Linked DNA regions of Homo sapiens: region 2 is linked to region 1. A link is a contact called in ENCODE Hi-C data. All regions are on one chromosome and are shown on one strand. The core of a region is the stretch at or near the end of the contact, and the rest is flanking DNA. Distances in the headings are between cores, read along the strand shown.

Region 1 (6,495 bases), core at 1,779-4,278:
CTGGGATTACAGGTGTGAACCACCCCACCTGGCCACAAACACATATATCTTTTGATCTAGCAATCCACTTTTAGAATTTTACCATACAGATATATACTGGCACACATGTAAAATGGTATATGTTCAAAGTTATTCATTGTACCATTATTTTTAGTGGAAAAGATTAGAAGCAATCCAATTATCCATTAATATGGAACTGCTTAAATAAATTACAGTGGAATGCTAAACTATACTCTTGCAATACAAAAAAATGGCCTGGCGTGGTGGCGGGTGCCTGTAGTCCCAGCTACTCGGGAAGCTGAGGCAGGATAATCGCTTGAACCTGGGAGGTGGAGGTTTCCGTGAGCCGAGATTGCACCACTGCACTCCAGCCTGGGTGACAGAGTGAGACTTCGTCTCAAAAAGGAAAAAAAAAACAAAGGAAGGTCTCTATGCATTGGTATGGAAAGACTGACAAGTCTTTGGTTAAATGGCAAATGGAAAAAGAAAAGCCCAAGGTGCCGAACAGTATGTAGAGTGCATTACCTTTTGTGAAAAACAAGAAGGAAAAATATGTATGTTCACATGTGCGTGTATTTGCATAAAGGAACTCTGAAGGATACCTTACAAATCCAATAAAGAGTATAGAGAGCTGGTGGAGGACAGGATGGGAATAAGATGTTTCACTCTGAACCTCTGCAGACTGTTTGATTTTTTTGAAACCTGTAAATGTTTTACCTATTCAAAAAATTTTTAAAAAATTCTGAACCTTTCAAATGCGTTTCCCTCTTGCCTGTCTGGGAAGTGGTGGATGAAACACTGTAGGCTCCTTTATCATTTATGTAGCGCTTGTGCTGTCTCTTGCCTTAGGCTGGAGGGGACAGCTTGCTGTAATGGTAAAGAGTGTGCCTGGAATTTGGAGTCAGTCAAACCTGGATTCCAATTTCAGCTCCATCACTTGCTAGCTGTGTGACCCAGGGCGAGCTATGTCACCTCTCTGAACTCTGTCCATTTACAGGAGTGAAGAAAAAATCAGATGTTAGTAACATGCTTAGCACAGTGCATGGCAGTTACTAAGTACTCTTTAAATGATGGTTAATATCAAAGTACAAGGACCTAGATGTCAGGGGCTTTCTGCTTTGTTTTGATGTGTTTTTTTTTTTTTTTTCTCCCACCAGCTCAGTCTTGGGAGTGCTTTGTGTAAAGTCAAACAGAGGGCTGCCATGAACATGAGATGATGTGGATGGTGACATATTTATTTCCTGAGAGATTGCAGGGAGATAAGTTTTTAGAGTTCTTGCTTTTAACCCATAACTAGGAAGAGTAAGTTCTTACCTAGTCCTGGAAAACAAGGGCAGAAACTGTTGCCTGGTTTCCACCTCAAGGCTTGACCTACCTTGGTTTCCAGCACGGTCAGGTAGCAGCAGGACAGCGACCATGAAACCAAGGGCCCCTGGAGGCTGGGCTCCCTGCCAGGACTCAGGAGGAGTGGGCCAGAGGCTGAGCAGCCTGAGTCTCCGGTGCTTTCCACCACACTACAGATGCTTCTTTCCATTCTGCTGCTGGAGCCCTGAGAGGATCGTTAATTCAACAAATAATTATGAGTACTTACAATGTTCCCGGCAACTGGCTATGATTCTAGAGAAACAAAGACCAGTGAAATCTGGTTTTAAAATCATAGCTAAGACCGGTTCTTAGTACACTTGCCCTTTGTTTACTGTGCAGGTTTAAAGATGTGAGTTTCCTTAACTCCTTCCATTGTAGATTTATTCTCCTACCCTTTTCAATTTTGTCATTTAGGTCTAGCTGAGACCATAATATTTTTTGGCTTATCTAAAAGAAAGACATTTAGTCCCGTTAACCTGAAAGTCCAAAGGCACTGATATTCAGCCAGTGAAGACTTTGGTTACACAGGGTGCATTTAGCTTAATCCATAAAAGAGAAGTAATATTATAGCAGCCACATCCCAGAACAGGGAGGGTGGAGGTGGCCAGTGTATTTGCATTAAACCCTCTGTGTTTACACAGGGTTGGGAACAAGAAATATCTAGACTAGTGGATGAGTTCGTGACGTTTTGGCAAACATAAAACTTAATGTTACCTCCCATTTTTCCCATGTATCAGCTTGAGACGATGATGATAGAGGATGGCATAAAAATAATGAAGAATCTTTAGAGGATTTATTTCTTTAACACTGAAAACACCATTGAGGTGCTTTGATATTGTAATATCAAGAAATTGCTAGGCTTCCTTATTGGCTGAGAACTCGGCTTCCTATTCTGAGACAACTAATTCAGTTTCTATCCAATAGATGAAAACTGAAATTAAAGTGAATTAGACCTATTACATACTACGTGATTAATACATAAGGCTGGGACCAGGTCTTCTTTTGTCTTAGTAGGGAGTAGTAGCTGTATGCCCAGCAAATAATGGATCTGAACAATGTATCACCCCCCATTTCAAACCCTCTCTAGCGGTCTCCAGTGCAAGGGGTGGAGGTGTTGGCTCCCTGCAGGTATAAACACACAGGCATGGGGCATAACGTTCCAAATCAGTGACCAGCATGTCAGAGACCCTTCTGTATCCGTGCAGCACTGAGGTGGAAGAGGAGCCAGGGCTTCAGTGAGTTCTGGGCAGCTGAGAATAACAGCACCTCACTCCCACCCCTCACTTGGCCTGTGCAGGGGCTCTCTCCACATTTTATCGGCGTTCTGAATGCACTGCATGTGTTTCCAATGCTCTGGGAAATGGAGTAGAGACCCAGAGCTCTAGCCTTGGAGGGATGGCTGAGTTTAGCCAGGTGCTGTGCTTGAAGGCGCTGTTAGTTTCCAGCCACCTCCTGAAATGTGTCCGTCCTCACCTCCGCCGCTGACTCACAAAGGGCAGAGCCTGCCATGAGATCCCAGGCTCAGTACTTGGGTTGTTCGTGTCATTTCCTGCAATGTTTATCCGTCCTCTCCGTGTACTTTGCCAGCTAGAACAAAACAGTGCTGCTATGGAAACTGCAAACACCAGGCAATCCTGGCCCCGCCACTTGGCAGCCCAGCCGGGAGAGAGATAATGGCTTTTGTTGTTATCTATCGGATGCTGATGCTCAGTCGGTTGTACCCTTAGGCCCTAACTAGGGACACGCTGACACTGCACCTTAAGCTCTCTTTTGTAAACTTCCTCTGCCTGTGATGCAGGCCTGAGATAACCAGTCCAGCTAGGGCGCCGGCTCATTATCCTGATGACAACCTGGGGCTTTATACTTTCCTGACAGCTTCTGTAGGTTCTTCACTCCTAGGTGACCCAGAACACTCAAAAAAGCCTGCTGAACTCTCCAACTTGCAGAGCCCAACTGATTGGCAAATCTTACAACCTGTTTTCCTTTCTTTTTTCCCCCCAGTGCTAATAAATACATTATCCCAGAGACAGCTGTGACTCATGCATTAAACCCAGACTGCAGCAGAGTGGTGGTAAGACTCACCCCGGCAGGTGCAGCCCACGGCACCCAGAATAGTGGCTATTTTTTTTTTTTTTGGGATGAATACAAATTACAGCCCTCTAAAAACACATTTAATACAAAACTCCAAAAGGTTATTAAAACCTCTCTGTTGGCTGCAACATTTAATAATAGGTCAATTTACTCTATCAAACATCAACAATAATAATGCTGGGAGAAGAGGAGCCTCGGAGACTGAATAATTGGATGCGGCAGCCTTTCAACCCTGGGTTGCCAGGTTAAATCAAACACAACCTGGCAGGAGTAGGTGTGGACAAACACAGCTGTGTTTAGAATGCGCTGATGTCTTGGTCTATTTTTCCAACATTTGTGCTTTGAAAAGAGCTTTCTGCTTGAAATGCAGCCTCTCTTGTGCTTTGGAGCTCACATGTGTGGTAGAAGAAAGTTATTCCATCTCAGTTTCTGAGATATCTCAGGCACTGACTTTCTTGTTCTCTTAAAGTAGTTTTTTTTTTTCTTAGTAACACCCATTTTCTCTGGTTTCAAACTGCTCTTTTCTGGAGGAGATAATCGCCAAAAAATCTTTTGACCCATTTGCTTGCAAATGGTAAGAAATGTTTGATATTCTTAAAGCTCTTGGCACATAAAGTAGGGTGATTTTCAAATTCTGTTTGATCCTTCTAAAAGCTAGCTAGCCTTGTTCTCAGAAAAATTGTGCAGGCACAAAAATACAGTTCTAATTTCTGACTATTATTTCACACTTGTAGGCTGTTGCTCACAGGAGTGTATGGATGAGAGAGAGAGGTGTGAGGCCATCATCATTAATGGTGCTCCCTTGCCTCAGAGAGGCAGCAGCAAGGGCAGTGCTGGTTAAGAATTTAATGGAGTCCTTGCATATGGTAATCAGAAGCTGGAGGTTGCCTGGGTGTAGCTAAGGGAGCCACAGTCAAAACGTAAGATGTATATGACTTATCAATGGGTTGGATTCTTATTTCCGGTGGCCAAGGGGGCGCAATTTGAATTTGCAGATAGGGGAGGATTGGTGATGAAGAAAAAGGACCACCCTGCATAATTACGTATTCACTTTCCTGTGAGAGAGGCAGTCTTGCAATCTACAGGGCAGGAGTTAAATAAATTATACACGGTTGGGGAAGATGATGCAAAATGGTAGGCCCACATAACATGGGCACGCCTACCAGGCAGCTCAGTTGTGTTTGGCATGTAAAGCTTTAAAAAAATTTTTATTTGAAGTACGTAGTTGCCACATTGTAAAACTTTGGAGAGTTTCTATAGATACTTAGATATTAATTTTTTTAAAAGGATTGCAAGATCTGGCCACACTGACCTGCAGCTTGCATGGTAACAGCTGGGGACACGGGGAAAGAGCTGCTTCCTTCAGACAAGGCATGGCTCAGCAAGTTTTCCATAGCTTTGTGCACAGTCTGTTTCAATACTGGCATTTTCTGTATGGCCGCTTCAGATGTTCATGTTTGTGACTCCTGGTCTGAGACTATTAGCTCTTTGGGTGTGTGTGTGTGTGTGTGTGTGTGTGTGTGTGTGTGTGTGTGTGATTTACCTGTGGGTAGCATTATGTGTGGGAGCTTTATGTGTGAACATATCCATAAAAGTGAGAAAAAAATAGAGAGTTTGGATATAGAATGCCAATGTTTTTCTCTATCTTGCTAGAGCTTAAAGTGCCGAAGTCACCACTCATTATTATGCCAAAGTCTCACTGTTCTCTTTGGGGCATTATTTAAGATGAATAATTCAGATTTAGTAAAATGTATAGCTAGAAGGAAGAATATAGATTTTGGAGTAAGCCTAACACCTGAGGGCAGGGTTTCTTGAAGGGTTAATGAAGACCCTTAGTCTGAGGTGATATTTGTCTGGGTAATTAAGGCTATGGTGTGGTCACAGATAGCCCTGGGACCTCAGGGGTGAAGCACTGTGAGGGTTTCCTCCTTGCTCACAATACAAACTCTGATGTAGAGTGGGCAGCACCTCTCCATCTTGTAGCAGTGCCTCCTAGAACATGTCACCTTCAAGGAACTGTGGTCAGAAAAGAGAGGGAGTGGACGCTGTCCTGCAGGGGATTTATGACCAGGCCTGGAAGTGGCAAACATCACTTCCAGTCATATCCCATTGCCCAGAACCCCATTGCATGGCCCTCACAATGCCTGCATGGAAGGCCGAGGATGGAGTCTTCTCATGTGCTTGGGAAGAGGAAAATGAAACAAGACTTGATATCATTGTCTGTGCCGCAGAAGTTAAAGGAAAGGTGCGTTTTCCTTCCTTCCTTCCTTCCCTTCTTTCCTTTCTTTGCTTTCCTTCCTTTCCTTTCTTTTCTTTCTTTTCTTTTTCTTTCTTTCTTTTCTTTCCTTCCTTCCTTCCTCTTTCTTTCCTTCCTTCCTTCCTTCTTTCTTTCTTTCTTTCTTTCCTTTTTTCTTTGTGATAGCAGCTGGAACAGAAGGAAAGGCGTGGTTTTTTTTTTTAAAGACATATTCTCACGCTGTTGCCCAGGCTGGAGTGCAGTGGAGCAATCTGGGCTCACTGCAACTTCCGCCTCCGTGGTTCAAGCAATTTTTGTGCTTCAGCCTCCTGAGTAGCTGGGATTACAGGTGTGTGCCACCATGCCCGGCTAATTTTGTATTTTTTAGTAGAGATGGGTTTTGGCCATGTTGGCAAGGCTGGTCTCGAACTCCTGACCTCAAGTGATCCTCCTGCCTCGGCCTCCCAAAGTGCTGAGATTACAGGCGTAAGCCACCACACCCAGCCAAAAGGCGTGTTTTTGAGAGAAGGGCAGACCTCAGGACAGGAGAACAGAGTTAGGAAGTGGGATATGCCCCTCGTTGAGGTGAGTTGCCTATCTGGGTCCTTTTCTCTCAGGCTATGGGAAACATCTTCAGTACATGGCTGTGAGTCTGTTCCAGTGTAGTAACTCCCTTTAACTACCCCAGACTTTTAGGGAAATGTGACACACATCCCCCTGTAGCCTTATGCCAAGTGAAGCAGAGAATGAAGAGGCAGCACAGCAAAGGGACATGCTCCCTGCCTACTTCCCTTTCTGCCTTT
Region 2 (6,495 bases), core at 2,005-4,504, 710 kb after region 1:
GACAACTGGCACTTCCAGGCACAGTGAGCATCACACTGGTGTTGTGAAGGTAGCTCTGCACTTGGAGTCAGGTGGCTACAGTTTTAGCTCTTGTTTTGTAAATATTTGATTTTATGTCCTTAGCTACATCTTTTGTCCTCTCTGAGCCTCTGGGTTATCGGCTGCAAAAAAGAAATGGTGGAGTAGCAAATTCTGAGTCTCCCTTCAACTCTAGTATGTTCTATGATTCTTGTCGATGACACACGAGTACCTAGTTTGACAAGGAGAGTACATGACTATGGGAGCATGGCTGAAGGGTGGAAATGTAAACAGAATATCTGTCTTAGGGACACTTTAGAAAAAGTGTCAAGAACATGAATCAAGAGAAAGGGATGCTATGGCCATTTTCCAGATCCCATGATGGTTAGGAGATTAGGCAGGACCAAAGTTTCCTCAGTTGTCTCAGAAAATGTTAAAAAGTTTGAATGGGTAAATGGAGGAAATGAGTCCAAACTGGCACCCCTTCAAAATGGAAACTTAGTTATTACATCTGAAGATCTAGGATCATATCCAACCTATAGAATTGAATTCTACTTAAGGGATCACCTTAAGTAGAGTGTCTTGTGATATAAGGAGTGTACCAGGAAAAATATAGATTTTAAAAATGCTTGTTAAGGGTGCCATTAATGTGGTATAATGATGAATCCCTAATCCTATTTACTACTTTTATTATATATGCCCACAGAAGATATAAAATGGTCTGTAGCCTCTGTGGTCCAGAAGGTTTATATTAGTCTTTTATTATGTGATTCATTATTTTTCTCAAGAGCATAGACATATGGGATTGCCCATAAGTATCCATAGATGCAATTATATGAGAGGAATCTTTTCTGATGGGTCTGCTACATTTCAGTATTAGACATTCCCCATAATTTAGTTAGGATTGCATTTATATATTTCTAATATGCTGCATACATAAAGAAAGAGAGGGAGCGATCCTTGTCATGACTTTCAAAAGTCTGCATTAATTCATTCCTTTTCCCACCTAAGTGGGTATTCTAATGCTTACCTTAAGATCGTTGTGAGAATTAGATATAATTTATGGCTGTGTCTGACAATGCTTTGCTCATAGTAGATACTTATTTAATGGTATGCTTTTTATTGGTATTAAACATCATGTCATTAGTTCATTTGTCACCCATAGGGACTATCAGATCAGGATTTGTGGACATGGGGAAGCTGTTTCTTTTCTTCTGTACTGCTTGACTGTTGGCTTTGAGAAAACCCATTCTCACGAGGGAAAAGACACTCTTACTTGAAACACCCGGCCATGGGAAATGACAATTATCTCAGTCTCAGAGTTGAAGCATTTCTAATCTCCAATGCTGGAGGTTGTTTTTCAAGAACATACAATATTTTTATAATTGTTTTTCTAAGGAGACAGGCTCATAGTTTTTTAAATCACATGGTTTTCCTGGCTATTTAGTGCTGTACCATATTATCTTTCTTTCCCTTTCTTATATGCTTTCTCTTAAAATTATAGAAGTGGAAGAAATACATCTTGCTGTGACAAAAGCTTAAACAATAACCCGTACTGATACATATTATTGAGAATGCAGTGATCAAATACAAAGGCCACTGTTTTATATATCAAGCTGTACAATACTATATGAAAAATAGTTCATGATATCAAGTTCATGGCATAGCATTAAAATAGGCCAAAATATGTAAAAACTAGAGCTTATAATACATAGCCATATAACACAAAATGAGATATTAAAGAATAGAATGTATGATTTTATGAGCAAAGTCATTTCTAGGTCCTGGGAGACTGCCCCTTGCACAATGCTTTTCTTGGTATCCCAAGTCCCACCTCTTCCGAAGAATCTCTTCTATTGGCTTTTCATGATGCTATTTCTTCTTCCTCCCTGATAGTCTATGGTCATGGCCGTTCTCTAAGAGATAGATAGCAAAGGATTTATTATAGTAATGTCTCTACATTTCAAAATGGTTTCAATTATCATATTACCCGTGTGTACAAAGAGTTCTCTACTTGGTTACCTTCTTCTATTCACACATTGACTTGGCTTAGTGTATTGGACTCATTGTCATAATTAAAACCACAATTAATTTGACCTTGAGAAAATAAATTGTCAAAGCCTGTGATGTTAGAGTTAGGAGGGGAGGAACCATCAAAATTCACAACCCTTTTATTGTGAAGCTAACGAAATAGAAGCCACAGAGATGGATTAATTTGTCTATATTTATAAGTTAAAATCCTGATCCTTTTCTAGTACTCTTTCCAAATGCTTAGTGTTGTTGAATAGAAATCTAAGAAAGATGGCTATGGCAAGATTTTAGCCTTGAAATTAGCTGGGGGAAATGTAATCATTAGAAGTGACCTCTATGTCATTTGAGAATAGAACAAAACTGCTTTTAAAAATGTGTCAGAGCATTAAAATTTGCCTGCATTTGACTTTCTAAAGCTGTTAGTCAAATAGATAATGAAAGAGGGTGCTAGGCTAGTTGAAGTAAGTTAATCCATTTCAGGTCGTTTACTGAAGGTCATTTGGTTAGAAGATTAAAATAGAAAGTTTACAATTAGGAAATGCTGAAATGTTAGAATATTATAAGGAAATAGCTGCTTTTTATTGTCTTTAACATCTTTACAGATACACTGGCTCTTAAAATAGGTTAAATATCATTTGTGGAGGCAATATTTAATTTTTCTGTTATTGATATTGTCAAACAAAGTCTCACTTTCTATATTCTGGCCTGAGGCAAGTAAAAGAGAAATTGAAATAGAAAAGAAGATTAACTTTGTTTTCAGCCAGAAAATGACAAAAAGAAACGAGGGAGATAGACAGCAAGTGGAGGTCATGATTTTAAGGTACTATTCGCTAGCTGCTCTGGGTCTTGTGGAAAAAGGTTAAATGTGTTTTAAATGTATGTAAGTGTTTAGCTATTTATTCCTCACAGTGCAGTGTCCTCTTGCCAAGGAGAAGTGATCAAGTGGCAAATGTTGGGGGAAAGCCACTAGAAATTGAACTCAATGATGTCTTTCTCTGAGCTGCGGAATTGTTTGTCTTTATGCCAAGTCACAACGTGGACTCTGAACTGCAGCAAGGGAGAAATCTTCAGTTTGAATACATAGGTGCTTTTCAAACCATTGAGTTTATGATGCAAGTCTGTGACTAGGCAGGGCAGGTATTTCCTGTTCTCTAAAAGATAGTGCTAGTTCTGCTCTATTGCTGCCATTTCTATAGCAATACCTGGGTGGAATTCCCTCCCTGCTTAACCCTGCCTCCTCCACTCCCTGCCTCTGATCTATGCGCACTTAGAAACACAGGATATCCTGATTATCCTGTTTCAGTATTTCTCATAATGGACACATATTGTTTATTCTATTTTTAAATGACGGGAACACAAATCTCTACCCAGTAGTTGTGGTCGATGATCCATTTAGTCAAATGAAGAAAGGAAAATTTATATGTATTCTGTACCTTATTGGAAGTCAAAGTAAAACTTTATGATTGTGGTAAGTATTTTCAGTAACAGTATATAGCATTTCCTCCTTTCTTTTAATAATAATAGATAAACAAATTTAAAATGCCAAAAAAATATGATGAAATTAAAAATCACCTGTAATATCTTAATCACATCAAATAAAAGTACTCACTGTTATTATTTTGATATTTTGTTTCCCCCACAGTTTGTGCGTGCGTGTGCATATATGTAGTGCATTATATTGCTTGAGATAAATGTAAATGTGCATTTTTCTTCCTAACTTTGGTGTTATATAATGTATTTACTTGTTTGTTTATTGTCTGATTCCCAAGGCCAGGGCTTTGTCTGTATCATTACTGCTGTATCCCTGACAGCTGGAAGGTTCTTCCAAGTGTGCCCTGCCATTTAGATTTGCTGCATCTCAAGCTCAACTCCAGCTCTTTCTACTTATGTGCTATAGATCTGTCTCACCGTCTTCATTTCATGTCATTTTATTATATTTTCGTATATCACCTAGATGTTAGTTAAGAACATTTTTAATGCTAGTATAATATTTCTTTGTGGGGATGTGCCAATATTCTTGTGCTCATTTTCTTGTTGGACATTGAAAACATTCCTAATGTTTCTTAATGTATTAGGTTGGTGCAAAAATAATAATAATTCTGGATTATACATTTCATATATAAATCCTTACATATCCAATTATTCTCTTAGAATAGATTGCTAGAAGAGAATTGCTGTGTCAAAGGCAACAAACTTTAAAATGGTCTGTCTATTATCAAGTTGCTTTCCAAAGTGGATATATTAATTTCCTCTCCCAATAGCAATAGCTAAGAATACTTATAGTGTTGGGTGTCATTATTTTAAAAAATCCTGGTTAATTGAAAGGCAAAAATTACACCTCATGGTTTGAAAATGCATTCATTTGATCACCAGTGAGGCTCAATACTTCCAGCATTTTTAGCAGCTACACGTGGTTACCATTTTGGAGCATGAATATTGGTGATTCATCAGAATTCTTTGTATATTATGGGTATTGATTCTTTATCTATTATATTATTTGTAAAAAGTTTGTCCCAGTTTTTCACATTACTCAATTTTCTTTATGATCACAGCTTACAAAACTTGTGGTTTTGTTTCTATAATTTGTAGTTAGATATAATAATCATTTTTTATTTCTGTATTGCTATTATGATCTGCAAATTTTTACATCCCTAGATCATTTTCATCTCACCCATATTTTCTGTTTGTTTGTTTTTTCTGGTTTCTTTTTTACAGCCCACTCTTTACCTTATCTGGAATGGATTTTTTTTTTAAACCTGATATAATATAGGCTCTTGACTTTCCCCCAATTTTCTCAATATCCCAGTATTAGCAAATAGTCATATTACTCCTTAGTTTATGATACTTACATTATATTATATTGATGATACTTTTTATTTATTATATTATATTTATGATACTTACAATATATTACATTGATACTTGTCATTATAATAATAAAATTAATGTATTTTTATGTTATATACTAAGTTGTATTTCAAGGCAATCTATTCCACTTGCCTTTTTATAGATATATCAACCAATTACTATATAATTTTATTAAAAGTTTGTAATACTCTTTTTTAATCTGAAGGGAAAAGTAGCCTCAATTATTATTATTTTTCTCTGAATAAGTCAACATTGAGTATAACTTGTATTTGCATAGAGGTCGTTTTTACTCTTAGCTGTTCAAGTGGATGAAGAGAATCTGTATAGTGCTTTTAAATTTAAAGCTCATGGTGTTTCAAATTATCTTGGTAGTGTTATCTCTCATAATTAAATCTGCTCTATATAAAGATATAGTCCATGTATATGGCTGAGTCTTTTATAGTCCAAAATTTATTTTTCTGTGTACTATGGTTTATTAACTTGACTTATTTTTCTTCTTTCAGATTTAAAAAATGTTAACTAATTAAAGTAACTTCCCAAGTACCTACCAATGACATTAATCTTCCTCTTTTTGTCTTTTGTTCTTTTTACCCCCAAATCCTATTAATACAGCAACTTTTTAATATGATTTTCTACTTTTCAGAATACTTCTTAACAACATAGCAAATGCCAAAATGTTAATGGAAGTATTAATGAAAACATGCAAAAAATATTTCTTTATGATTCTGATAATTATCGAAATTGCCTTAGATTAAACATGAATAAATTTAATTATTATATATGTATTCAAATAGTTGGATATATAATCCTGAGAAAGAATCCTTCACTACATATGTTATAAAAATGGTAATGAACACATTACCTAAGAAGTCTGCACTAGAAATAATAAGATACCTTTTCATTCTTGACATCTTTCTTCTTTTTGAACCAAGTATCTGTAGAAAAATATTTGAATCAAATTTTAATGAAATTCTTATTAGAGGTTTGCTACTTTTCTCACAAAATGGCAATATTGCCAGGCACGGTGGCTCACGCCTGTAATCCTAGCACTTTGGGAGGCCAAGGTGGGCGTATCACCAGAGGTCAAGAGCTTGAGACCAGCCTGGCCAACATGGTGAAACCCTGTCTCTACTAAAAATACAAAAATAAGCTGAGTGTGGTGGCAGTTGCCTGTAATCCCAGCTACTCGGGAGGCTGAAGCAGAAGAATTGCCTGAACCCAGGAGGTGAAGGTTGCAGTGAGCCGAGATTGTGCCATTGCACTCCCGCCCGGGTGACAAGAGTGAGGCTCTGTCTAAAAAATAATAATAAAATAAAATAATAAAAATTAAATTAAATTAAATTAAAAAAAGGCAACATCAATGTAAGCCTATTTCATAACAAGTCTTTTTTTCCCCATGGTGCTTCATCCTCACTTGGTATATTCTAAATATGCATACACAAAACACAATTGTGTTGCTCTTTCAACTTCAGTCGTCACGGAGGGAGCTCAGTATTTTGACAAGGAATGTGAACTGGCTGTTGTATATTTAGAAGTGAGTCTTCCTTGTGCTCCTTTCCCTTCCAAGTGTTGACATTA

Evidence for each region. A loop is a pair of places that touch in the nucleus more often than their neighbours do. Pooled maps may share reads with other maps.
Region 2: a map of Caco-2 shows a loop between it and region 1 (2.6-fold over the local background). The contact joins two enhancer-like sites. A Hi-C loop is called at or near these places in 3 of 168 maps with a recorded cell type or tissue (Caco-2, chondrocyte and left cardiac atrium) and 12 of 50 pooled maps.

The regions. Positions count from the first base shown.
Region 1 is chr4:138,907,609-138,914,103 of GRCh38, reverse strand. All of the region lies in intron 2 of LOC105377448 (a long non-coding RNA gene), which reads left to right. Among named protein-coding and RNA genes, the nearest start is that of NOCT, 100 kb to the left of the region's middle. RefSeq lists an enhancer at 2,764-3,345. Within about 2 kb of position 3,028, at least 19 of the 41 ENCODE cell types and tissues checked have a DNase peak (open chromatin) inside an H3K27ac peak, as active enhancers do.
Region 2 is chr4:138,196,395-138,202,889 of GRCh38, reverse strand. The region is part of intron 6 of SLC7A11 (solute carrier family 7 member 11); the gene reads left to right. Among named protein-coding and RNA genes, the nearest start is that of SLC7A11, 43 kb to the left of the region's middle. Within about 2 kb of position 3,254, at least 9 of the 41 ENCODE cell types and tissues checked have a DNase peak (open chromatin) inside an H3K27ac peak, as active enhancers do.